6 separate regions of the Mus musculus genome follow, and all the other regions are linked to region 6. Evidence: chromatin loops called from intact Hi-C (ENCODE). Cell type or tissue: heart. All regions are shown on one strand.

Region 1 (4,000 bases), 430 kb after region 6:
GCTAGAGAAAATACCCAAGGAGCTAAAGGGATCTGCAACCCTATAGGTGGAATAACATTATGAACTAACCAGTACCCGGGAGCTCTTGTCTTTAGCTGCATATGTATCAAAAGATGACCTAGTCGGCCATCACTGGAAAGAGAGGCCCATTGGACACACAAACTTTATATACCCCAGTACAGGGGAACGCCAGGGTCAAAAAGTGGGAATGGGTGGGTAGGGGAGTTGGGGGGAGGGTATGGGGGACTTTTGGGATAGCATTGGAAATGTAATTGAGGAAAATATGTAGTAAAAAAAAAAGAAAAGAAAAGAAAAAAAGCTTCCACTGGCCGTTCCCCCTACTCCACCTTCCCCCACCCAACCAGAGAGAGGTCTCTCCTATCCTCTCCCTAGCCACAAAAGCCAAAGACCTACAAAACACTTAGACAAAACCCCGCCAAACTCCATAGTCCCTTATCCCAAACAACAACTCTGTAATTTTCGTAACTCCCTTGCAAAAACAAACCCCACCTCCCATGCTACCCAGAACTACAATACAGAACTAGAATCCCAAAATACTCTAGCATTTCCACTAATATTAACCCTAATCTAACTAAACCGCTCAACTGCTATCCATTCCAGCCTCAGACTTAATAGAACTCAGGCAGGCAGTGAAGGAGGATGTTATCCAAGCACCCTGGACAAAATCTCTCCTACAGAGCCATATTGCCAAACTAAACATGCCCCAAGATTGGAGAGATATTTGCTGCTCCTCCCTGCCCGGCCCAAAGTGGGAGGCCCTATTTCAAGATGGATGTCGCCAACAGGTCAGATAAAATCGGGACTGAGGCGACACCCCATGGGGTTTGGATGAGCTCTGGCCAGGAAGACTTTTCCACTGGAGCACAGCAGGCAACACAGCCAGCATGGTATTATGAACAGGTCACCTCTGCAACCCAAACTTGGGACAGGCTCACCCCACTCTCAGATACAGAAGACCCAGCATCCTCCCTGCTTTCTCAGTCTCCCTGGGTTCTCAGCCTGGAGAACCCCCTATCAGATTTTATTCTCAGAACTAGAATGGGCCTAGAAAGAAAAATCCCCAGCCCCACAGCCAGAGATCTCCTTCTTAAAACCATTGTATGGGAAGGCATGACTCCTGAATCCAGATTAGCTTGCCAGGGTCTCTGGGAGGAGCATCACAATAGGAGGATTGTGACAACTCAAGATATAGGAACCACATCACACCACATCACATCCGTGGCTCAGGCATTTGTGGCAGCAGTAAAAATGGAAGGAATCTGCTTCAAATGTGGAGAGACGGAACACTGAAGAAATGAATGCCCACAAAACTCCCTTCCCATAATAGATCCTAATCCCCCTAAGAAAATTTGCCCCCCCCCCCCCCGTCCACCTCTGTTTCAGGAAAGGTCTCCACTGGAAAAGATATTGTACCTCCATATATGATAAGGATGTAAGCCATTGGAGCCTTTAAACTTCAAAGGATGCAGCCCTCAGCCCGAGTCCATAGAAGCCTTATGGGTGTCCAGCATCTCAGAAGGCCCCCACCCAAAATTAACCATTAAAATAGATATAAGCCATTCATGTTCCTTATTGATACTGGAGCAGACAAGACAATTTGAAGACATGAGATCTCATGAGACTGGCAACTGATCCCTGGGTCCCAGCTCCTAGGCATAGGGGGAACCGCTGATGCATTTGGAACTTCTCATGCATTTATCACTAAACAGGCTTGTAATGTGGGAGGACCCTGATGGAGCTACCGGCCTCATACGCCCCCTAGTGGCTCAAGCAGCCACCAGTCTTCTAGAAAGATAATGTCTTTCAAGCCCTAGAGGTAGTGCTTATCATCCAATCAGAAAGAGACCACATCAAGATAGAGGACATTACCTATAAAGTTGTACCCAAATCACCCCCAATTCTAGGGGGCCACTGTTAGATTTGATACCCCTACCTTGATTGGTTCTCTAGTGAAGCCATCTGGGTCCCACGGTTGCTTCTATCAAGGGAGAAGTTTAAAGTCCTCACACAGCTGATAGAAAAACCGCTTCCACCACAACACATCCACCCCTCCCACAGTCCATGGAACACCCTGTGTTTGCTATAAAAGAAAAGAGCTCAGGGGTATAGAGACTATTACAGGGGCAATTAACAAAACCAAGCGAGTCTGGGACTCTCCTCAAGGAGGGCTGCCCTGTGTCTCAGCCATCTCTGCCAATGTCCCCCTGTTAGCAATAGACATAAAAGACTGCTTTTTTCCATCCCTCTCCACCCCTGAGACTGCAAACACTTTGCATTCTCCGTTACCCCCCCCCCCCCCACATTAACATCTCTGGCCCAGCCTCACAATATGAATGGACTGTTCTCCCACAGGGAATGGCTAACAGTCCAACCACTTGTCAGGAGGCTGCAGCTACTGCATTAAAACCCTATTTAGACAAAGGACTCAATATCTATCATTACATGGACAATAGTTTAGTTTGGGGGGACTCTTCCACCTCTGCCTCCCAACTTAAGGAACAGCTAATACTTTCTATATCTGCCCTAGGACTCAAAATAGCCCTTCATAAAATTCAACTTATTCTGCCCATTGCATTTCAGATACAAAGATCTCCTTTACTTCAATAAGCCCCCTCATATCCACTCTTTTCTTACCTCAAAAATTAACTCTCGCCTCCGTCCAGAGCTTTTTGGGTAACCTTAACTGGCTTCAACCCTGGCTCCCCCTTTCCACAAGCTCCACTCAACCTTTCTTTAACCTTATAAAAGGAGATAAAAGGCCCTCCTCACCAAGAACACTGTCCCCCTGAAGCAATCCAAGGCTGTCAATGCAGCCTTAAAAGATGACTCTTGCTTGGTATGACCCAACAATACCCATACAGCTCTTTATCTTTAATTCCTCCTGTACTCCTGTGGGAGCCCTTTACCAACCCCAGGATGTGTTGGAATGGCTCCACACCCCAATGGGTGGTGCACCTTGAATTTTAAATGAGGTGGATGCACTCATTAGTATAATTAAAAGTGTCAGGGACAGAACCCTACAAACACTAGAAAAAGAACCTGACATTCTTGTCAACCCCTTTTCTACTCTCCAATATTCAATTTTTTAAAATGAGTTTTGGCACAATCTTGCTGATCTTTTTTTTTTTAAAGATTTATTTATTTTTTTATTTATATGAGTGCACTGTAGCTGTCTTCAGACACACCAGAAGAGGGCATCTGATCTCATTACAGATGGTTGTGAGCCTTCATATGATTACTGGGATTTGAACTCAGGATCTCTGGAAGAGCAAACAGTGCTCTTAAATGCTGAGCTATCTCTCCAGCCCCCCAATATTTAATGTTAATCAAAAATCACTCCCACTTTGCTGTCAGTTTAATAAGATTCCCAGGACGAATTGACACCCATTATTCTGCTGAAACCTGGGCCTTTGCTCTGTTGTGATGGCTGCCCCTCAAGTACTATTTTCAAAAAAGCCCATAGTTGGAGTCCCTCATTATCTACTAATGGGGGAAAGAGGGGAGCTTCAGCTTAACATACTACTCCCCTGGGATGAACCCCTATCCTAAAATTCAGAGAACTGCCCCACCACTCCCCCCAATACAAAGAATTATATGCTATCTATTTAGCTCTATGAGAAGTCAAGAGCCCTCATAACCTCTTTTCAGACAGTGTATATGCTGTCAATTTGCTCCCCTGGCTGTCAAGATCCTTTGTCAAACTAGATGCCAACCCACTTTCCACTCTACTCATCCAGGTCTCCACACTCCTACAGGAAAGAGACTCCCTCATCTACATCCAGCATGTCAGATCTCACAGTCCACTGCTAAGTCCAATATCTGAGAGAAATGCTCTTGCTGACCAAACAGCCTCAACAGTAACATTCACAGCTTCCATTGAGCAAGCAGACCAATTCCATCGCAGACACACACAAATATAAAGGAACTTCATGCCCACTTCCCTGACATCTCCCTTGCTCAACTCCAAAGGATAATCCCT
Region 2 (4,000 bases), 190 kb after region 6:
CCTTGAATATAATTATTGTTGAAAAGTTTTTTTTGTTATTGTTGTTGAAAGGTAGAACAACATGTTGAAATAAAATCTTCCAGTGTCAGGCTCCTCACAAAAACACCAATTTAAATAACTTTTTAAAGCATAATAATACTTTCTTCTGAAGACCTGGGGCAACTGGGAGAAATTGAAGAAAGTGGGAATGACACAGTTGCACAGACTACGACTTCCCTTCACCAACTACAAGCAGTTCAGGATTGAGAACCAAGTAGTTGTGGAAGGAAAATCTATGGGCTCACTGTGGCTATGTCTAGTACAGGGCAGAATCTTATGGTCTCTGACTCCAGACTTGTGGCCACTGATTTGGTCTCTACTTCCATATTCCTAGCAGACCCCGAAACCCCAACAGGATAAATTTCTAGACTCAGTCCACTACTGGCTGTAGCATGGCCCAGGTGTCTGTCTCGGGGCTGTACTGGTCTTTATGGATATAAGTTTTAGGTGATATCCACTTCATTGTCAGTCTGTCAGCCAAGAAAGTATCCGTCACCTAATTCCCCCATAGCATACAGACAGCTCTCTCTACTGGTTACCAAGAGTCAGGGGAGGATCAAATACAGGTTTCAAATGCATGACAGGTCAAACCAGTCATAGTGAAACCCCAAGACAGAGACTGGCCTCCAAGATTCTATGTTGGTGCCTGTGATAGAACCTCTGGATCGTACCCTGCTGTCAGGAAATGATTCTTAGCCAGGGTGTGATGAGCTTGCTTTATATCATCACTGGTCAACTGGAGGATCACCAGGCCACAAACAACTTGGTCTTGTCCCCATGCTGGTCCTGGCTTTTGCTTTGCTTTGCTTTGCTTTGCTTTGCTTTGCTTTGTTTTGTTTTGTTTTGTTTTGTTTTGTTTTGTTTTGTTTTGTTTTGTTTTGTTTTGTTGAGACAGAGTTTCTCTGTGTTACAAAACCCTGGCTATCCTGAACTCCCTTATGTAGACCAGGCTGGCAGTTTGGCCTCAAACTCACAGAGTTCCATCTGCCTCTGCTTCCCAAGGGCTGTTTACTAAAGGTGTGTGCCATCACACCTGGCTATAATTTTTTATTTTATCTATCTATCTATCTATCTATCTATCTATCTATCTATCTATCTATCTATCTTGGTGGTTGGCAGGTCTCACTAATATTTTGTGTATGGTTTTTCTGGGGTGTCTGGATATGTGATTGTACACATGTGTGCCTGAGACCCACAGAAACTATAACAGGACATTGAATCCACTTTAACTGGAATTACAGATGGGTATGAGCTATTTTGTGAGCATCAAGAATTGAATGAGTGCTCTTAGCCCCTGAGCTAAGAGCACTGGCTATAGCTTTTCATATGATCCATCAAAGTCTTTTTGGGACTTCATTTCTTCCCCAACACCAGGTAGTACAGTATAAAGAGAGTTATTGTCCTCTCTGAGTAAGGGCAGGTAATTAGGTGAAAGAGATGGCCTAGGGGTTGAATTCTGACTCAGCAGAGTGAGGCACACCCTTTGACCAAACTTCCGAGTTTGCCTTGGATGCTGACCCACAGGAAACTTGAGTTTAGGTTGCCATCTAGTGAAGAAAGAGTAGCAATGACCGGAGGCTTGAAAAACATCATGAGGCTTGCTTGGACTCTATGGAAGGAAAGTAAGAAACAAAGCTAGACTGCAAATAATTTTTTAAGTGGAACCCAATCTTTCAAACAGACATGAATGAACATATGCTCACAAGTATTAAGCACATTCAGAAAATCATTACCCACATAATGGACAAAAGAAGGGACTATAAACTGACCATAAACTGGTAGAGAATGTTTAGTTCTGTTCTAGGAATAAGATAATGTCAGACATTTCCCCAAATTTTGGAAATGATGGGGGTGGGGGAGACATAAACAGAACAATAACAAACAAGTGAATTTGATTTGTATTAAAAAATCTCCCATCAAAGAGAAGCCTAGGAAAGATAATATTCTAACAAATATTTGAAGGATGAACACTTCTGAAATTATTGCAATGTTCTGAAAGAGAGAATTATTCTATACTTATAAGACCAGAATTACAGCAGGGCAGTGGTGGCACATGCCTTTAATCTCAGCACTTGGGAGGCAGAGGCAGGCGGATTTCTGAGTTCGAGGCCAGCCTGGTCTACAGAGTAAGTTCCAGGACAGCTAGGGCTACACAGAGAAACCCTGCCTTGAAAAAACAAAAACAAGCACAAACAAACAAAAAAGACCAGAGTTACTCTAATGCTGAAAGCAGATAAGATCACAACAAAATGAAATGAAGCAGCAGTGGCCCTTATTGCTCAAGTCTGACAACCTCAATTCAGTCCTCAGACCCCTGGAAGGAGAGACCTGACTCCTCAAAGATGGCCTCTGACCACTACATGCATATTCTCTCCCTCCCTCCCTCCCTCCCTCCCTCCCTCCCTCCCTCCCTCCCTCCCTCCCTCCCTCCCTCCTTCTCTCCCTCTCTCCCTCCCTCTTCCTCTCTCCTATCTGTCTCCTGCCTGCCTGTCTGTCTCTCTGTCACAAATACATACACATACTAATAAGTAAATAAAAAGGAAAACAAGAAAATAATCAGCTGAATGAATTAAGGGAAACAATATAGGATATAAAAGAAGAATTCGATAAATGGATAAAGGTTCTGAAAAAAGGAAGCAAATCTTCAAAATGTAAAGCTCATTAAATCAAATAAGAAAGTCATTCGAAAGCCCTATATCTAATAGACTAGAAGCTCAAAAGAAAGACTATCAGCGCTTGATGACATCATTCAGACACTTCAAGAAAAAAATTATGAACAGAACATATCTGATCCATGGGACATGTTGACAAAACTAAAACTATGGAGAAAACCATCTTTTTGCTGAAATAATAGCAGGGAATTTCCCAAACTTCGGAAGGACATGGCCATCCAGGTACAGAAGTCATTCAGTAGCACAGTCGTGACCACAGAAGAGCCTCTGCACACCATATCAGGGGTCAGCTCGCAGAAGTGCAGAATGAAGGAGAAAATATATGAAAAACTTCAAGGAGCACCTGGGGCCTACAAAAGCAAACCCATATAAAGAAAGGAGAGCTGTCAGGGAGGGGTTGGTGTGATCTAGGGAGGTTTACCCACCGAGAGAGGGAGAGAACTTTGGAAAAAATCAGCCCTGGATTCTCAGTAACAGACATTTTAAAGATAAATAAAAAGGGGGAAAGGAGACAAAAGTTGTACAGAGCTACAGCTGAGACTCAGAAGAATTGTCTTCTCTTGGCACTTGACTGGAACTGCCACAGGATGCCATTTTACAGAGACCCTTTCAAAGTCAGTGGCCAGAGCAAATGTCATGGGACGACAAGCAGACACAGGGCCAGCAGAATTCCACTCCACTTTGGAGGAAGAAATTCCGAGTCCAAACAGTATTTATTTATTTATTTATTTATTTATTTATTTATTTATTTATAATTTGGTTTTTCGAGACAGGGTTTCTCTGTGTAGCTCTGGCTGCCCTGAAACTCACTCTGTAGACCAGGCTGGCCTCGAACTCAGAAATCCACCTGCCTCTGCCTCCCAAGTGCTGAAATTAAAGACGTGTGCCACCACTGCCCAGCTCAAACAGTATTTAGTAAGGCGAAGACTTGATCAGAGTCAGAGTTTTCATGAGAACACAGATACAGATTATAAATGGAGTGCCTGTTTTCCAGAGGTGGCGCCAACATTCACAACAAGACTCCTGAAGGACTGCCAGCAGATGTGACCTGCATCTGTGACACAACCCATTGATGGGACGAGCATCTGTGAAGAAACCTCACAAAGGAGCATACAGGGGTGTAAGAGGGCTCCAACATCCTCAGGAATGTTGTCAGAGTTCAGACTACAATCAGCAATGAAGCAGACTCTACACCTTCATCCACCTCCCTCTGACTTGAGTGCTGCGATTGAAGGGGTGTCCCACCATACCTGGAAACTAACTTTCTTTCTTTCTTTCTTTCTTTCTTT
Region 3 (4,000 bases), 450 kb after region 6:
TATTTTTATCTTTCTTCTCTGCTCCTGCTTTTCTCACTATGTTGTCTCCATTATCCACCCCCTGCTATTCTCCCCTCTCTCGTGGATAACCATGTCCATGTCCAGTTTGCTGGCCCTGTTCAGTCTACTTTATCTCTCTGCTCTAGACTCCTCCAGATGTCCCCTGGCTGTACTCTTCCTCATATCTACAATAAAAACATTCCCTCAACCATACCTTGGAGTGGCCATCTCCTCAACTTATACATCTGAGAGCTACAATAATAACCTTTTTGGCAAGCTATGCCCACTGAAGAAATACTAACAAGAATGCTATAGAGGTATCCAACTACTTTCTGAGTAAATTTAATACCTGCTACATGAGAGAGATCCCATACCTAACTGTTGATGAGGCTAAGAACATGTATTTATATAGGTCAAGAGTCCTAAGGGGAGCTGGAGAGATGGCTCAGTGGTTAAGAGCACTGACTCTTCTTCCTGAGTTCCTGAGTTCAATTTCCAGCAACCACATGGTAGTTCACAACCATCTGCAATGAGATCTGTGCCCTCTTCCGGTGTGTCTGAAGACAGCTACAGTCTACTCATATACATAAAATAAATAAAATGTTTAAAATGTTTTTAAAAGTTTTAAAAATTAAAAAATGAGTCCTAAGGGGAAACTTACTAGTATTATTCTGGTAAGTGAGCATAGCATGAAAATGGCTTCTAATGGATCAGAGGATCTCTCATCTCCCATCAATAAGCCTCTTCTTGTAGCAGATAGCAATAAACACAGAAACCCACAACCGGTCGACATGCAGAGAATAAAAGACTTACAAGTGCTCATTAAATAGGATTTCTACATTACACCTATCCCCTTGAGGCTCAGGGATCATTGAAGAGGAAGGATGCAAAGATGGTAAGAACCAAATGTGGTAGATGACTTTGGGGGGGGGCTGGACAGAACAAAGCAGATATATGTATTAACCCACAGAGATTGTGATAGTATACAGAAGTTCAAGCCAGAAAAATATCCTAGCTTAGAGATGGAGGGGGGAGTTGGCCTGAAGTCTTACTCGTAGATGAAAAACTATTGGTATTTGATAACTGCTGGGGAGAGAATCTGCTTTATTTAATGCTGGGACTTCCAGTAGTTCAACTATACTTCATGGCAGCCTCTACACCCAACAGTAGTTGGCCAAAATGAACATGACTCCAGGGTTTTTAGGAGAGAGAACATGAAGGTGAATAGGTAGGGAACATAAAGGGAGGTAGGGGTGGATCTAGGAGGAGTCTGTCTTAGGAGTATATTACCTACTTCTTTAAATTGTACTTCATGCCAGGAAAAATGATGTACGTCTTTAATCCCAGCACTCTCTGGATATATAGGCAAGGATCTCTGAGTTTGAGGCTAGCTTGGTCTACAGAATGAGTTCCAGGACAGGAAGAGCTACACAGAGGAACTCTGTTTTGAAAATATAAGGAATTTAAATTAAATGTTGAATCCTAAAATGAATCCCTCTTAAAGGTTTTATACAACTAGTGACACTGTCTGAAATGTACTTGTTAATATTAAATGCAATACTGTATAGTTTCTATTCTATAGTATAGAAAATCTAAATTATCTGAAAATCATTTCAAAAACTGCAGTTATAAATTTAAGAAGACACTGATTCTATAAAAGATATATATATAATTGCACAAAAAATTCTTTTGCTCTAGTTATTCTCAATAAATAATAGAGGAATAGGCAAAAAGAGACTACCCAGCTCTTTTGGTTTCTTAGCTAGGCAAGCCTGCCCCCTAGAGGTACAGTAAATAAAAGCCAGAGTAAGAATTTCCTGCTAGTGAGAAGCTTGTTTAATTTTTTATTGTGATAATAGATTCCTTGATCTGAGAATGTCCTCAGTGCTGACAGGAAAAGATCACCCGAATCATATTACACTAAAAGAACAAATAACCGTGCTGTTGTGCACACGAATCACATGAACCAACTTCCTTAGGAAAGCAAAGAACCCTGGGAAGAGAAATCAAAAGCCTAGGGCACTAGGTCTTAATCCAGCAGCCCTGCAGCCATCCTCTGGACGCTTCCACCTGGACATAGAAAAGGATAGCTAAGGGAGGGGCAGTGCTTTTTCCATAGTGTCATTCGGCGGCGTTTGTGTCAGATATGTCTTCTAACCCCAATTTGCTATTCAGCAGTTCCTGAAGTTGGAGCACTCTAGTCCCATTCATGTTTAAGGCACTCCAAACACCTCGTTTCAGAATAAACTCTGTTTTTAAACTTTTTTAAAAGAGTTATTTATTTATTTTATGTATATGAGTACACTGTAGCTGTACAGGTGGTTGTGAACCTTCATGTGGTTGTTAGCAATTGAATTTTAGGACCTCCGCTCACTCAGTTCCTGCTCCCTCCGGCCCAAAGATTATTTATTATTATACATAAGTACACTGTAGCTGTCTTCAGACACACCAGAAGAGGGCGTCAGATCTCATTACAGATGGTTGTGAGCCACCATGTGGTTGCTGGGATTTGACCCCAGGACCTTTGGAAGAGCAGTCAGTGCTCTTACCTACTGAGCCATCTCACCAGCCCCAGAATAAACTCTTACCTCTTCTCCCTGACCTGTGAAACCTCACAAACTGCCACCCCCCCTTTAGATTTTATTGATTTTCCTCTTCAGTCCACTCCCCTTTCTTCCTTCCAATTAGAGAGTCAAGCTCATTCCCAGAGGCATAGATGTCTTGTCTCCTTGGATTCGGTTAGATATCAACTTATGTCAGTTCAAAAAAGGACCCATTTCAGTCACAATAATATCACATTTTATTTTCCTTACCTCACTGTCTGAGTTTGTACTTACAATTGTATTATCTCACTTGCTGCAGTAGAAATGCCTTATATTGAAGGCAAAGGCCTCTGTTTGGTTGTTTTGTTTGTTTTGTTTTTCACCATATTACTCTCTGCACCAGTGACAGTTCTGGGAACTTACATTCCAAATATTTGTTTGTTTTTGAGACAAAGTCTCATGAAGTTGATTATATAACCAAAGATGACCTTGAACCCTTCTTGATCCTCTTGACTCCAGTGTTTCAAATGCCGAGATTATAGGTGCATACCACCATGCTTAGATCTCAAATGTTTTTTTCAAGATCAATAATTTCAGGGAGACATGTTGCTTAACCTTTAATTTTATTTTACTGATAGAGTACAAATATTCAATTGCCTCCATATTATTATGAGTGTTTTTTAAATGGCTGCGAAAAGACCCAATAGCTAACACACAAGTATGTGATACATTTCAGGACATGGCTCATTTACCAACCAAGCCCCATCTCTCTGGCTCCCTTTCTCAATCAAGGCCACTCAGGAAGTTCTCCTTCAATAGTAGTAAGATGACTCTGTCTTGAGGTGGTGAATGGAAAGAGTATCTGCTTTACATCATAGAATGTTCTCTATAGAACTCTTGTGGGTAGATATTCAAGTCATCTCCAAAGGCGTCAGCTGGGAATCCCATCACTCAGGTTTCCAGGATCAAAACTTACATGTTTCTGTTGATTTATTAAGAGGGAGTCTTTACTATGTAGCCTTAGACTGCCCTAAATTTGCAATCCTCCTCCTTCAACTTCCAAGTGCTAGAATTACAATGGTATGCTGCCATAAAACATGATCCCATGATCTGGGTCTAAAACTGGCATTATTTTATCGGGCATTAGAGCCTAAACTAGGCAAATGGATAATGTATGCTAGACAATTACTTTTTAATTTTAATTTTAATTTTATTTCATATATGTGAGTACACTGTCACTGTCTTCAGACACACCAAAAGAGGGCATCAGATCCCATTACAGATGGTTGTGAGACACCATGTGGTTGCTGGGAATTGAACTCAGGACCTCTGGAAGAGCAAAAAGCCAGTGCTCTTAACCACTGAGCCATCTCTACAGCCCAACGTTTTTAAAATTAATTATTCCATTCATTTACATATCAAATGATATTCCCCTTCCCAGTTACCCTTCCACAACC
Region 4 (4,000 bases), 510 kb after region 6:
ACTCTAAAGACGCTCTGAGACAAAAATCTCACTTGAGATGTCTGGCCAGGCCTTCTTGCAGTCCTCTCAGTCTCTAAGTTAAAAAAAAAAAACCCAAGATCTCTGCTTTTTCCTCATATCATTTAGCCAAGTAAATTCAAATTTAAGAAATTTCCTAAAGAAACAAATGGGGAACCGGGCTGTGGTGGCATACACCTTTAATCCCAGCATTCAGGAGGCAGAAGCAGGCTGATCTCTGTGAGTATGAGGCCAGCCTGCTCTACAGAGCAAGTTCTAGGATAGCCAAGGCTACACACAGAACCCCTGGCTTGAAAAACCAACCCTCCCAAAAGAATCTAGGTTCGTTTTTCCACATGCAGCTATCCAATTTGACCAGCATCTTTGGTGAAGATGCTGTTTTCTCTACAGCATGCACTTTGGGCTACTTTGTCAAAAATTAGGTGTCTGTAGGTGTTGGAATTAGGTCTCTGTTCTCAGTTCCATTCCACTGATCAATGTGTCTGTATTTATGACAATACTATGCTGATTTTATTACTAAAGCTCGTCAGTACAGCTTAAAAACAGAAATGATGAGACTTTCTAGCAGCTGTTGTATTGTTCGGGATTGTTTTGGCTAACAGATGGTTTTTGTTTCCATAAGAAGCTTAAGATTGTTGTTTCAATTTCTGTGAAGAATTGTGTTGGGATTTTGATGGGGTATTGCATCATCTATAGATTAACGTGAGACGGCCATTTTTACAATATTGGTCCTACCAATCTACAAACATAGTGAGTCTTTCCATCTTCTAGTGTCTTATTCAATGTCTTCTCAATGTTATGGATCCATTATTATATAAGCTTTCCCCCTGCTTAGTGTAAAATTTGAATAATATTATTTTTCCTATTTATTTCTTAGTATGTTTGTCATTGTGTATATATATGTGTGTATGAAAATTACTGATTTTTGTGTGTTAATTTTGTATCCTGCTATTTTACCGAAGGTGTTTATCAGGTATAGAAGTTCACTGGTGGAATCTTTAGGGTCGTTTAGGTATAATATACTGTCTGCATAGTTTCTTTGATCCCAAATACTTCCTTTTGGGGCCTTTGCTCTCTCGCTCTTGTTTTATAGCTTTAGACAACACTTCAAGCACTATACCGCACAGGTATGAAGATAGGAGATATCCTTGTCTTGTTCCTGGTTTCAGTAGGAATCCTTTTCATTTAGAATGATGCTGGCCCTGGTCTTGTAAACTGCCTTTATTATATTGACTTATATTCCTGTATCCCTAGCTTCTCTAACACTTTCATCATGAAGAGGTTTTGGATTTTGTCAAAGGCCTTTCCTGCATCTGATCATGTGGTTCCTGTCTTTCAGTATGTTTATGTAGTGGATTATGTTTACTGATTTGCATATATTGAACCATCCCTGAATCTCTGGGATGAGCTTGAGCAAATGAATAATCCTTTCGATGTGCTCTTGAATTTAGATTGCATTACATCCGTGTTCATAAAATGTTTTGGTCTATACTTTTTCTTTCTTTCTTTTTACTGAGTCTTTTTTTTCCGGTTTTGGTATCAGGGTAATTATGGCTTCATAGAAAGACTTTAGAAATGTTTTTTGTTTTGTGTTTTGCATAACATTGAGGAGTATTGCCATTAGGGCTTATTTGAAAGTCTGATGGAGGGGCTGGTGAGATGACTCAGCGGTTAAGAGCACTGACTGCTCTTCCAGAGGTCCTGAGTTCAATTTCCAGCAATCACATGGTGACTCATGACTGGGGATCTGGTGCCCTCTTCTGGCATGCAGGTGTATATTCAGAATAACACTCATACATTAAATAAATAGGTAAATAAATAAAAATGTTAAAAATCAGATGGAATTCTGTGTTAAATGCATCCCACTCTGGCCTTTTTCAGTTGGGAGAGTTTTTCAAAAATCTATTTTTTAAAAATATCTCATTAGCTATTATGAACCTATTTAAATTATTTGCTTATTTAAAAAAAATTATTCTCTTGTACATGACATTCCCACCTCTGTTTCCCTTCCATCCACTCTTCCTAGTCCCTCTCCCGACCATTCCTTGCCCTCAGATCCACTCCTCTTGTGTTTCCCTTCAGAAAACAGCAGGCTTCCCAGGGATATCCACCAAACATGGCACATCAAAACAGCAGGCTTCCCAGGGATATCCACCAAACATGGCACATCAAAACAGCAGGCTTCCCAGGGATATCCACCAAACATGGCACATCAAAACAGCAGGCTTCCCAGGGATATCCACCAAACATGGCACATCAAAACAGCAGGCTTCCCAGGGATATCCACCAAACATGGCACATCAAAACAGCAGGCTTCCCAGGGATATCCACCAAACATGGCACATCAAAACAGCAGGCTTCCCAGGGATATCCACCAAACATGGCACATCAAAACAGCAGGCTTCCCAGGGATATCCACCAAACATGGCACATCAAAACAGCAGGCTTCCCAGGGATATCCACCAAACATGGCACATCAAGTTTCAGCAAGACTTGACACAAACCCTCATATCAAAGCTGGGTAAGGCAACCCAGTAGGAGGAAAAGGATCCCAAACTCAGGCAAAAAAAGTCAGAGACACCCCCAACTCTCACTGTTCGGAGTCTCACAAGAACGCCAAGCTACTCAATCGTAACATATATGCAAAGGACCTAGGTCAGACCTGTACAGGCTCTTTGTTCAGTTCCCATGAGGCCCGATTAGTTGATTCTATGGGTAATACTTTCCTGGTGTCCTCAACTGCTCTGACTTCTACAATCCTTCCTCCTTCTCTTATGCTGAGGTTCCCATGGCTCCATCTAGTATTTGTCTGTGGGCTTTTGTATCGGCTTCCACCAGTTGCTGGATGACACCCCTCTGCTGCTAATTGTGCTAGGCACTGATCTACGAGTATAGTAGAGTATTATAAGGAATTATTTCATTGACTTTTTTTATTTTTTGCTGGTCCTGTTCGGTTCTATCCTGGGTCTCAGGCTGTCCTGCCTCTGGTTCCTGGCCATCCAGGAAGTATGAGGCGTGGGCTCCCTCTTGTGGTCTTGGTCTGACGTTGGACCAGTCATTGGCTGGTCACTCCCCTCAAGTTCTACCTCACCTTTACCCCAGCGCGTTTTGCGGGCAGGATAGATTGTAGGTCGAAGGTTTGGTGTCTGGGTTGATGTCGCAGTCCCTTGCTTGGTTATAAAAGATGGCCAGTTTAGACTCCATATCCCGCATTACTAGAAGTCTTCACTAGGGTCACCCTCATAGATTCCAGAGAATTTCCACTAGGTTTCTATATTGAGTACTGGGAGAGACAACTGGATAACATATAAAAGTCAAAGGGAAATCAGGTCTGATATTTTCTCTTCCACTCAATCCAGCTTGTTAATGAGGTTTTCCTTTGATCTCATTATCTATCTATCTATCTATCTATCTATCTATCTATCTATCTATCGAGACACCCTCTCTGGGAATTTGCTATGTAGATCAGGCTGGCCTATAACTCACAGAGATCATCCTGCCTCTGTCTCCCAAGTTCTGAGACTAAAGTTGTGCACCACCAGATCTGGAATGTCCTAAGATTTATTTTTGATTTTTATTTCATATCTACTTTTTTCTTTTTTCTTTCTTTCTTTCTTTCTTTCTTTCTTTCTTTCTTTCTTTCTTTTTTCTTTTTTCTTTTTTTTCTTTTTTTTTTTTTTTTGGTTGGGGGTGTTTTGAGACAGGGTTTCTCTGTATAGCCCTGGCTGTCCTGGCACTCACTTTGTAGACCAGGCTGGCCTCGAAATCAGAAATCTGCCTGCCTCTGTCTCCTGAGTGCTGGGATTAAAGGCAAAGAGTCTATTATTACATTCTATTTTCACATCTTAAATTTTTATTTATTTATTATTTCATTCAACTATGTTTTCACCATTTTCATTTAGACATTTATTTATATCCTCTTTGAGCCCTTGAAGTGTAAGGACTTCAAAATAGCATTTACAAACACATATTCAAAGTGCTT
Region 5 (4,000 bases), 360 kb after region 6:
TTTATTTATTTATTTATTTATTTATTTATTATTCCTGTTGATTACATCTTAAATGATAGCATGCGCGCGCGCTCACACACACACACACACACACACACACACTCACACACAAATGTGCCCATGCATACTCATAGTAGTGGAAAGATTAAGAGGACACTGGAAATGGCATGGGTCTTTTGAAACCTCAAAGCTGTCTCCCAAGGACAAATCTCCATCAGTAGCATACCTTTTAACTTTTCTCATGCAGTGTTATCAACTGGGGACCAAGAATTTAAACATGTGAGCATATGAGGGTTGTACTCACTCAATCTACTACACTTAAAAAAACTCAAAGAAAAATAAACATGCAATAAAAAAAAACTCAATAACTCAGAAAATTTATGGGAAACCTAACAAGTAAAATGGATCAAGTAAAAGACAGATTATCAGGACTTGAAGATAAAGTAGAGGACTTGAATTGTTCAATCAAAGATTATGAAAAAATGTAAAACACATGAAAGAAATATGCAGGAACTTTGAGACAGTATAAAAATTCAATCCACAAATTATAGGCATAAAAGAATCACAGGTTGAAGACACAGATCAGATTTTCAGCGTGATAGTGGAAGAAAACTTCCCCAAATTAAGGACAGACATCTCTGTGCTGGGTAGTTTTATGTCAACCTCATACAAGCTAAAATCATATGAGAGGAGTTAACTTGAATTAAGGAAAACACCTACATAAGATCAGGCTGTAAGAAAGCCTGTAGAGCATTTTCTTGATGTTGGAGGGCCCAGCCCATTGAAGGTGGTGCCATCCCTGGCTGGTGGTCCTGGGTTCTATAAGAAAGCAGGCTGAGCAAGTTATGGAATGCAAACCAGTAAGCATCCTCCTCCATGGCCTCTGCATCAGCTCCTGCCTCCAGGTTCCTGCCTGTTTGGGTTCTTGTCCTGATTTTCTTTGATGTGGGAGCATAAGTTATATAAGCCCTTTCTTTTCCAAGTTGTTTTGGTCATGGTTTTTCATCACAGCAATAACAACTCAAAGATACTATTCATGATATGATACAAGACAGATACAAGAAGCACATCGGACACCAATTAGACAGGACCCAAAATGAAGCTTCCCATGGTGTACTATATTTAAAATGCTGAATATACAGAACAAGGAGAGAACATTGAAAACTGCAAAAGAAAAATTACAAGTCACACACAAAGGAAAAGCCATCAGCATAACAGCTGACTTCTCCATGGACACTTAAAGCCTGAAGGACCTGAAGCAATGTACTCCAATTTCTAAAAGACCCTAGATGCCAACCTAGACTATTGTACTCCATAAATCTACCGGCCATAGTTGAAGAAGAAAGAAAAACTTTCCATCATACAAATAGTCCTGAGAATTCATGTCCATCAAACCAGCAAGACAGAGAGTACTAGAAGTATGTTTCAGACTAAAGAGGGGAGTAATAATAGTGAAGAGGCAACAGAAAGAAAACAAACAAAACTATAATTACCAGACTATACATTGAGACTAAGTACAAAAGCAGCAAAAACAAGAGGGCAATCAACATCCTCCTTTAAAACAACAACATTAACTATTAATGTCCTTAACTTTTTAATCAAAAGACACAGGTTGGGGGCTGGAGAGATAGATAGCTCAACAGTCAAGAGCACTTATGGCTCTTAGACACAATGTGTGCTGCTTGGCATTGTGGAGATGGCTCAACTAGACAAGGTTCTGGGGAAATCACCACACTGGGCTGGTACATGATCTAAGGTTGCAGTTTTAATGTAAAGAAAACATCTACATCCTAAATACATCCTCCATATAGCATTTAAACATTCAAAAGTTTCCCCCTAGATTGTTTCCAAGGTCCCCTAGGGGCAATAGTCAAGGCTTTATATCAAAACTAGTAGATCTTGCTAGCTGTGGTTGCTATATTTATAACACTAGCACTCAGAAGACTGAGGCAAGATGGTCAGGAGCTTAAGTCTAACCTGGGCTACAAAGTGCTATAGTATGACCCTGACCCAGCTCTCCCCTAGAAAACAACCCCTGAATTTATTGAGTATTCTTTTGGCCTGAGAAGTAACTGGATGATTCTGTTTACATCAGTCAATTTGAAGATCTGCCTGTTCTTCTGTAGCCCACTCCAGGCTCCAAGATAAGGTTATAAAGAAAAATTAAGAAACTTCCACTCAAAGTCAGTCTTAAAGATGTGCTTGAGGGTAATAGTCTCCAGCATCTAGCTGCCACCTGGTGGTCATGGATATGGATAGAGTGTTCTTTTTTTCATGGCTTGCCATCCATGCAGGGCTTCCAGTTTCAAAGTAACCGTGTTTCTCACCAAGTCTAAGAGAGTGTGGATTGGTGGAAGGTTGGAGGCATAAGGGGAAAGAAGTCGATGAAGCTAATAAGTTTTTGCTGTATTTTAATTTATTTTTTATTGAAAATAGATTCTCCTCCATTATTATACATCCTAATCACAGATTCCCCTAGCTCCACTCCGCCCAGCTCCCCCAACCTCCCCTTTCTCCCAGACTCACCCCCCTCCAGTTTTCCTTCAGAAAAGAGCAGATCTCCAATAAACAAGCAATCAAGCCACCGATGTATGAGCTTAGCCGAGTATCATTAGGAATCATTTCATTGTTTTTGTTGTTGCTGCTGTTTGTTTGTTTGTTTGTTTGTTTGCCAGTCATAACTGGTTCTACCCTAGGTTTCTGGGCTATTCACTCTCCTATTCCTGGCCATCCTGGTAGAGTCTGGCATGGGCTCTTTCTTGAGGCTTTTTCATCAAGTTAAATCAGACATCAGTTGGCCACTCTCACAAGTTCTGCATCACCATTGCCCCAGCACATCTTGCAGGCAGGACAGAATTTTGTGGCTGGGTTGGTGTCCAGGTTTCTCTTTCTGTAGCCTGCAGAGTACCTGCACTTGCCAAAGAAACTAGAACATAGGGGTTGAAGGATCTGTGCAGGCAGCAGCTTGACGACTCTAAGTTCAATGAGCTGTGTGGATGTTGTCCTCAGCAATCCTGTCCCCACCCCATCCCACCCCCACCTCCATCCGCACCCCTGCTGTCAGTTTTCAGAGAGCAACTTAGTATCAGGCCAGGTTGTTTAGGTATCTCTATGGGTGCCCCCAGGCCAGTAACTAAACAAAATGCAGCCCAGTCCCGCCACTGGAAGCCATGCCTGGCTACAAAAGATGATCAGTTTAGATTCCATATTCCCCCATTACTAGAAGTTCTCACTAGGGTCATCCCTATAGGTTCCAAGAGATTTGACTGAACTAGCCTTTCCACATCAACCTCCCCCACCCAGCCAATGCTCCCAGTTCCAGCTGTCCCTCCATGAAGAAAATAAATGTTGCTTTATGATAAGTCAGTATTGTGCTGTTTTCAAACACCTGTTCACCATGTGGCGGTGCCCTAAATCATCACTGACACAAGTTGTTCTTGCCTGAGCAATTCAAACCTTACTGTCAAAAAATTACAGTATGGGCCTCAACCTGTCTGCAGGCTCCCTCAAGAACTGGCACAAAGGCTTTTCTTTGTTTTGTGTGACTCAGAATATTCACAGACCTTGAGTGTCCTTGAGGGAGAGGCTGTTCTTAACAGTAGTTAAAGACTGCTGTATCCTTGGGAATAATGATAGGACAGCAGAGAAGATTCAAAACAACAATAAAAGACAGATGTAAAATGTCCATAAAAGAAGTTGGGGCAGTAGATATGTATAGAAATGATTTTGAAAATCTCTTATGCAATCAGAGAAGCAATACAGCTACATACACGCATAGAATAGGACACATTCTTAGATGCTCTAAGAACATCCAAACTTTTCACCTTGGGTTAGCTTATAGGTTCTACATACATAGGATGTGAAAGCTAAGGCAGAGTTATAAATCAATTACAATACAAAGTTCATATGTGAAGATTAAAAAAGTGTTGTCTTCTACCTCTTAGCTTTTTTCTTGACAACAAATCTAAATCCATGTTTGAATAATACTGTACTACTTTGT
Region 6 (4,000 bases):
AAAAGACTAAACGCAGGTATCCGAGGTCCCGATGGACCGAGAAAGGTTTTTTTGTTTTTTTTTTTTTTTTTACAAAAAGCAGGTATCCATGGCCCCGATGGGCTAAGGAGAAGAAAAAAAGAATAAAAGCAGGTATCCACAGCCCAGATGGGCAAGTTTAGAAAAAAAAATAATAAGAAAAAAAAAGAATGAAAAGGCAGGTAAGTATCCAAAACCCCGTTGGGCATGGAATGGCGGGGAGGACACACAGGTATCCGTGGCCCCGATGGGCAAGAATATATAAACAATGAAAGAAAGGTAAGTCCACCATACACACACAAGTATCAACCAAAAGGCACAACAAAGAAATATTCCTTAAAAATGAAAAATTGACTGAAAATATTACAAATATCAAAAAGTATGGAGGACATGTCAAAAAAAAAATCTTACCAGAACATATCAAAACGTCAAAAATCTCGTGGAATTTTGATATGTTTTCTTAAATAAGCCATAAGGCTTGGTGGTAGGGGAACTAAAAATGTTCCCCCAAAGCTCCTTAGATGGAGAGAAACCACGGAAGAACCGCACATCCACGGGAAACGAGCAAACATGGCTGGAGCAAGCCGTTGCACGCCTTTAACTGATCCGCGGCGCTGAAGGCGGAGAGACCAGAAGAGGAGTGGCCACAAAGATTGCAATTCTGACATCTTATTGGACCTTTAGGTCTAACTATATTATAAAAAAATTAAAATGAATAAAGATGGAGGTACGTAAGCTCAGTGACATGACGCGTGAATTTCATTATTTTGCGCGATAATGAAGGATTATCCTATTTTACAGCTAAAAACGTTTATGTAGAACTTCCACATAAACATTAAATAATGTACATTAGGTCACACACCTGTCTATGCAAAATTTCAATATATCTTCTACTTGGACAAACCATGTATCGCTCCGCGTCTTGGACACTAGAAGTTCTTCTGCATTAGTTGGCGACCTCAGATGAGGAGAGGAAAGGGTAGAAATGCCTCACAAAATGGCTCCTTGGTTCCTAAATTATCAGAGTATTAGTTGTGACCGATTTGGTGGGCTTACGCTCATAGTTTTGGGTCATTGGCATCTTAGTCTTTCTCTGGGAACCTGGTGACTCCATACCTTGGGACAAAAACGCACTGAAGTACGTTACTCGCTAGCAGTAATGAAAAATAATTCCTAAATGCCAAAGCAAAGCCTGAGGGAATAATAGCTCATTGGTATCTTACTCGCCCCAGAGACACTGCTAACTTAAAAGAACTGTCAAATTTTGTTAACTGTCAAACTATGAATATCCACATGAAAGAGATCAGACACCCTGGGTATTAGAAAATCAAAGGATATTGTTGTCTCGTTGATTCACGCTGACAAATAATTCACAGTCTGTTCTAAGTTCCCTTTAGGCGTCCCATGAATAATAAAGGACACAAAATTGGTTTGCTTATGGACGATCAAAGTGCCAGCAATTCACTAATCTTACTATTGAGGTGGTTCAGGTAGGGATGGAAAAATATCTGCTACAAAATAAACTGTTTCAACAAAAGAAAAACAAATTAACAAGTAAATAAATGATGCACACAGACTGAATAAACCAGCAGGTGGCAGCATGAATCTTTCCAAGGCATCTGAAGCCAAACTTGGAGTGCAAAAGGATTCCTATCTGAATTGAGAAGTAAAGGTTACTTTGTCTAACTTTAGTTGACAGAGCGATCAGGATCAGAGTAACAAGCACACCAAAAGCATCACCAGTGAGAAGTCACATAGGACATATTAGGGAAAAAAGACCCAAGGAAGGGCTCTTCACAGCTAAGAGCACCTGGCTCCACGATGGATATGGCTTTGTATAAACGAGAACTTCTAAATGAGCTGTACAAAGAGAATTTAGAACTTGCGAGGTACTGGTCACAGATTATGCAAGCCAGTGTATCATTTTTGTGGGGATGCTAGAGAGAATCATCAAATTAAAGAGTTAAATTTAGTCTCTGTGTTTTACTTAGTCCCAATTCTTGCAAACCTCATCATTCTTTCTCACACCGTGTACATCAAGGTATGTCAGGTTTCGGGGACACTTTTTAGTCTTATCACAAGAAAGCATGAAGGGATATGTGCTAAAACTCAGTTCCTGGGCTGGAGAGATAGCTCAGTGGTTAGGAGTGCTGACTGCTCTTCCAGAGGGCCTGAGTTCAATTCTCAACAACTTCGTAGTGGCTCACAGTCATCTGTAGTGGGATCCGATATCTAACCTCTTCTGATGTATCTGAACAGTGACCGACAGTGTACTCACATTAAATAAATATTTTTCTAAAAAACACCTCCATTCCTGTACACTTAACTAGGTAATTTATTGCATATTCTTTGTTTGTTTGTTTGTTTTGTTTTTCAAGGCAGGTTTTCTCTGTATAGCCCCAGATGTCCTGGAACTCACTCTGTAGACCAGGCTGGCCTCGAAGTTAGAAATCCACCTGCCTCCACCTCCCAAGTGCTGGGATTAAAGGTGTGTGCCACCACTGCCTGCCTCATTGCATATTCTTAACATTAAGATTAAAAATGCACCTGGGGTAAAATAGTAATCTTGAGGAATTCTCCATGCAAATTCAAAGAGGAGAAGAAGGAAGAACAAGATGATGATGATAATGGGTCAAGAAACAAGGACCCACTACAAAGCAGCAAGAAACAGAAATGGGAGTTAAGAAATGGTCTTCCAATGTGCAGAGAGTAAGAGACTTTAGAACACTTGGTCCTAGATGAGATGTCTTCATCAAGCCCTTTCTTTCAATGCTCAGGCATCTATGAAGATAAGGAGTCAGAAAGACTGCAGTAAATGACTCCAAGAAAACACCATCCAGACAAAACAGCGCAGTTTTCGTTTTGTTTTTAAGAAAATGAATATGGATTTGGATGAGTGGGGAAGAGTTGGAGGAAGGAAAAATGATCAAAATAAATCATGAAAAATGGTTTGTTTTTTTAAAGGAAGGGATGTTCAATGACACTACTGGCTCTGTGAACAGAGAGAAAGTTGGAGCCACAACTATAGGTAGATCAGGCATCCAGTCTCTCCAGGAAATCTATATTTTTTTCAATTCTAACGTATATTGGGAGAGGGGTTGATCTGGTATAAAATGGTTGAAGAAACACTCCCAAGTTCATGAATCAACATAATATTGTCTAAGTTGCATCAAAAACCCATCTATGGATTTAGCGCTATACTCAGCAAAATTCTAATGACATTCACATAAATAGTTTTTAAAAATAGGTGACATGGTAAGTAGCTTATGCCTGTGAATCCCAGCCCTTGGGAGTTACAAGGATGATCAGAAATAGCCACATAGAGAATTGGAGACCAGATTGAGCTACATGACAAAGCTTCAAATGAATGAACAGGTTGCACCACAGCGTCAACATGCTACTGCTCATAGGTAGGCTTGTAAATTAGTGGGATAGAATAGAGGACCTGGAGACAGCCATCCACTACTCAACAAAGGTACAAACACCACATGTAAGAGACATACAGTCACTTGGCCAAGTGATCCTTAGCATAGTGGTACTATCTCACCCTATACAGAAATCAATCTACCAAAGATCATGTAAGAACAATGACTCCTACAGCCTCAGACATTTTATCACTAAGCCATCAGGAGCGGGGAGGAGGTGGCACTACTTTAGAAGAATTAGGAAGGACATAAGTCACTAGGGAGTGGGCTTTGAGGTTTCAGAAGCCCAAGCCAGGGCCGGTGGTTGGCTTTCTTCCTACTACCTGTGGAACCAGATGTCAAACTCCAGTACTATGTCTTCTTGAATGCTGACATGCTCCCTACCATGAAGACAATAGACTTTAACCCTAGAAAATATTAGAAAGCCCCTTTACAATGCTATCTCTTAAAGTGTGGTCAACCAGGTGGACGTGGTGCATGTCTTTAGTCCCCAGACCTAAGAAGTGATCAATTATGGTGCTTAAGACTGCTCTTAGATTACTCTTGAGATGCTTAAT

What was found. Peaks named below come from ENCODE experiments on the same cell type or tissue, not always from the same donor. Only the 100,000 strongest peaks of a DNase experiment are listed, where the experiment ranks them.
Region 1: it touches region 6 in a loop (2.9-fold over the local background); 7 of 42 quality-filtered maps call a loop at or near these places.
Region 2: a loop joins it to region 6, with 5 times the contacts of the local background. A loop is called at or near these places in 16 of 42 quality-filtered maps.
Region 3: it touches region 6 in a loop (4-fold over the local background); 16 of 42 quality-filtered maps call a loop at or near these places.
Region 4: a loop joins it to region 6, with 2.9 times the contacts of the local background. A loop is called at or near these places in 17 of 42 quality-filtered maps.
Region 5: a loop joins it to region 6, with 8 times the contacts of the local background. A loop is called at or near these places in 13 of 42 quality-filtered maps.

What each region holds. Positions count from the first base shown.
Region 1 is chrX:103,913,236-103,917,235 of GRCm38, forward strand. No RefSeq gene overlaps it. Among named protein-coding and RNA genes, the nearest start is that of Rlim, 66 kb to the right of the region's middle. In heart, a CTCF peak has its summit at 1,785 (motif pointing left); no DNase peak of the experiment used is centred here; H3K27me3 peaks cover 2,356 bases.
Region 2 is chrX:103,673,326-103,677,325 of GRCm38, forward strand. No RefSeq gene overlaps it. Among named protein-coding and RNA genes, the nearest start is that of Gm53059, 19 kb to the right of the region's middle. In heart, a CTCF peak has its summit at 1,593 (motif pointing left); no DNase peak of the experiment used is centred here; H3K27me3 peaks cover 579 bases.
Region 3 is chrX:103,935,753-103,939,752 of GRCm38, forward strand. No RefSeq gene overlaps it. Among named protein-coding and RNA genes, the nearest start is that of Rlim, 44 kb to the right of the region's middle. In heart, a CTCF peak has its summit at 1,779 (motif pointing left); no DNase peak of the experiment used is centred here.
Region 4 is chrX:103,988,855-103,992,854 of GRCm38, forward strand. No RefSeq gene overlaps it. Among named protein-coding and RNA genes, the nearest start is that of Rlim, 9.6 kb to the left of the region's middle. In heart, CTCF peaks have their summits at 1,780 (motif pointing left) and 3,050 (motif pointing left); no DNase peak of the experiment used is centred here; H3K27me3 peaks cover 954 bases.
Region 5 is chrX:103,843,222-103,847,221 of GRCm38, forward strand. No RefSeq gene overlaps it. Among named protein-coding and RNA genes, the nearest start is that of Slc16a2, 23 kb to the left of the region's middle. In heart, a CTCF peak has its summit at 2,231 (motif pointing left); no DNase peak of the experiment used is centred here; H3K27me3 peaks cover 1,188 bases.
Region 6 is chrX:103,482,629-103,486,628 of GRCm38, forward strand. Xist (inactive X specific transcripts) reads right to left here and starts at 605. Exons shown (of 8, transcript NR_001570.2): 1 at 1-605. It also overlaps Tsix and the pseudogene Gm14861. In heart, a CTCF peak has its summit at 1,599 (motif pointing right); no DNase peak of the experiment used is centred here; H3K4me3 peaks cover 956 bases; H3K27ac peaks cover 65 bases.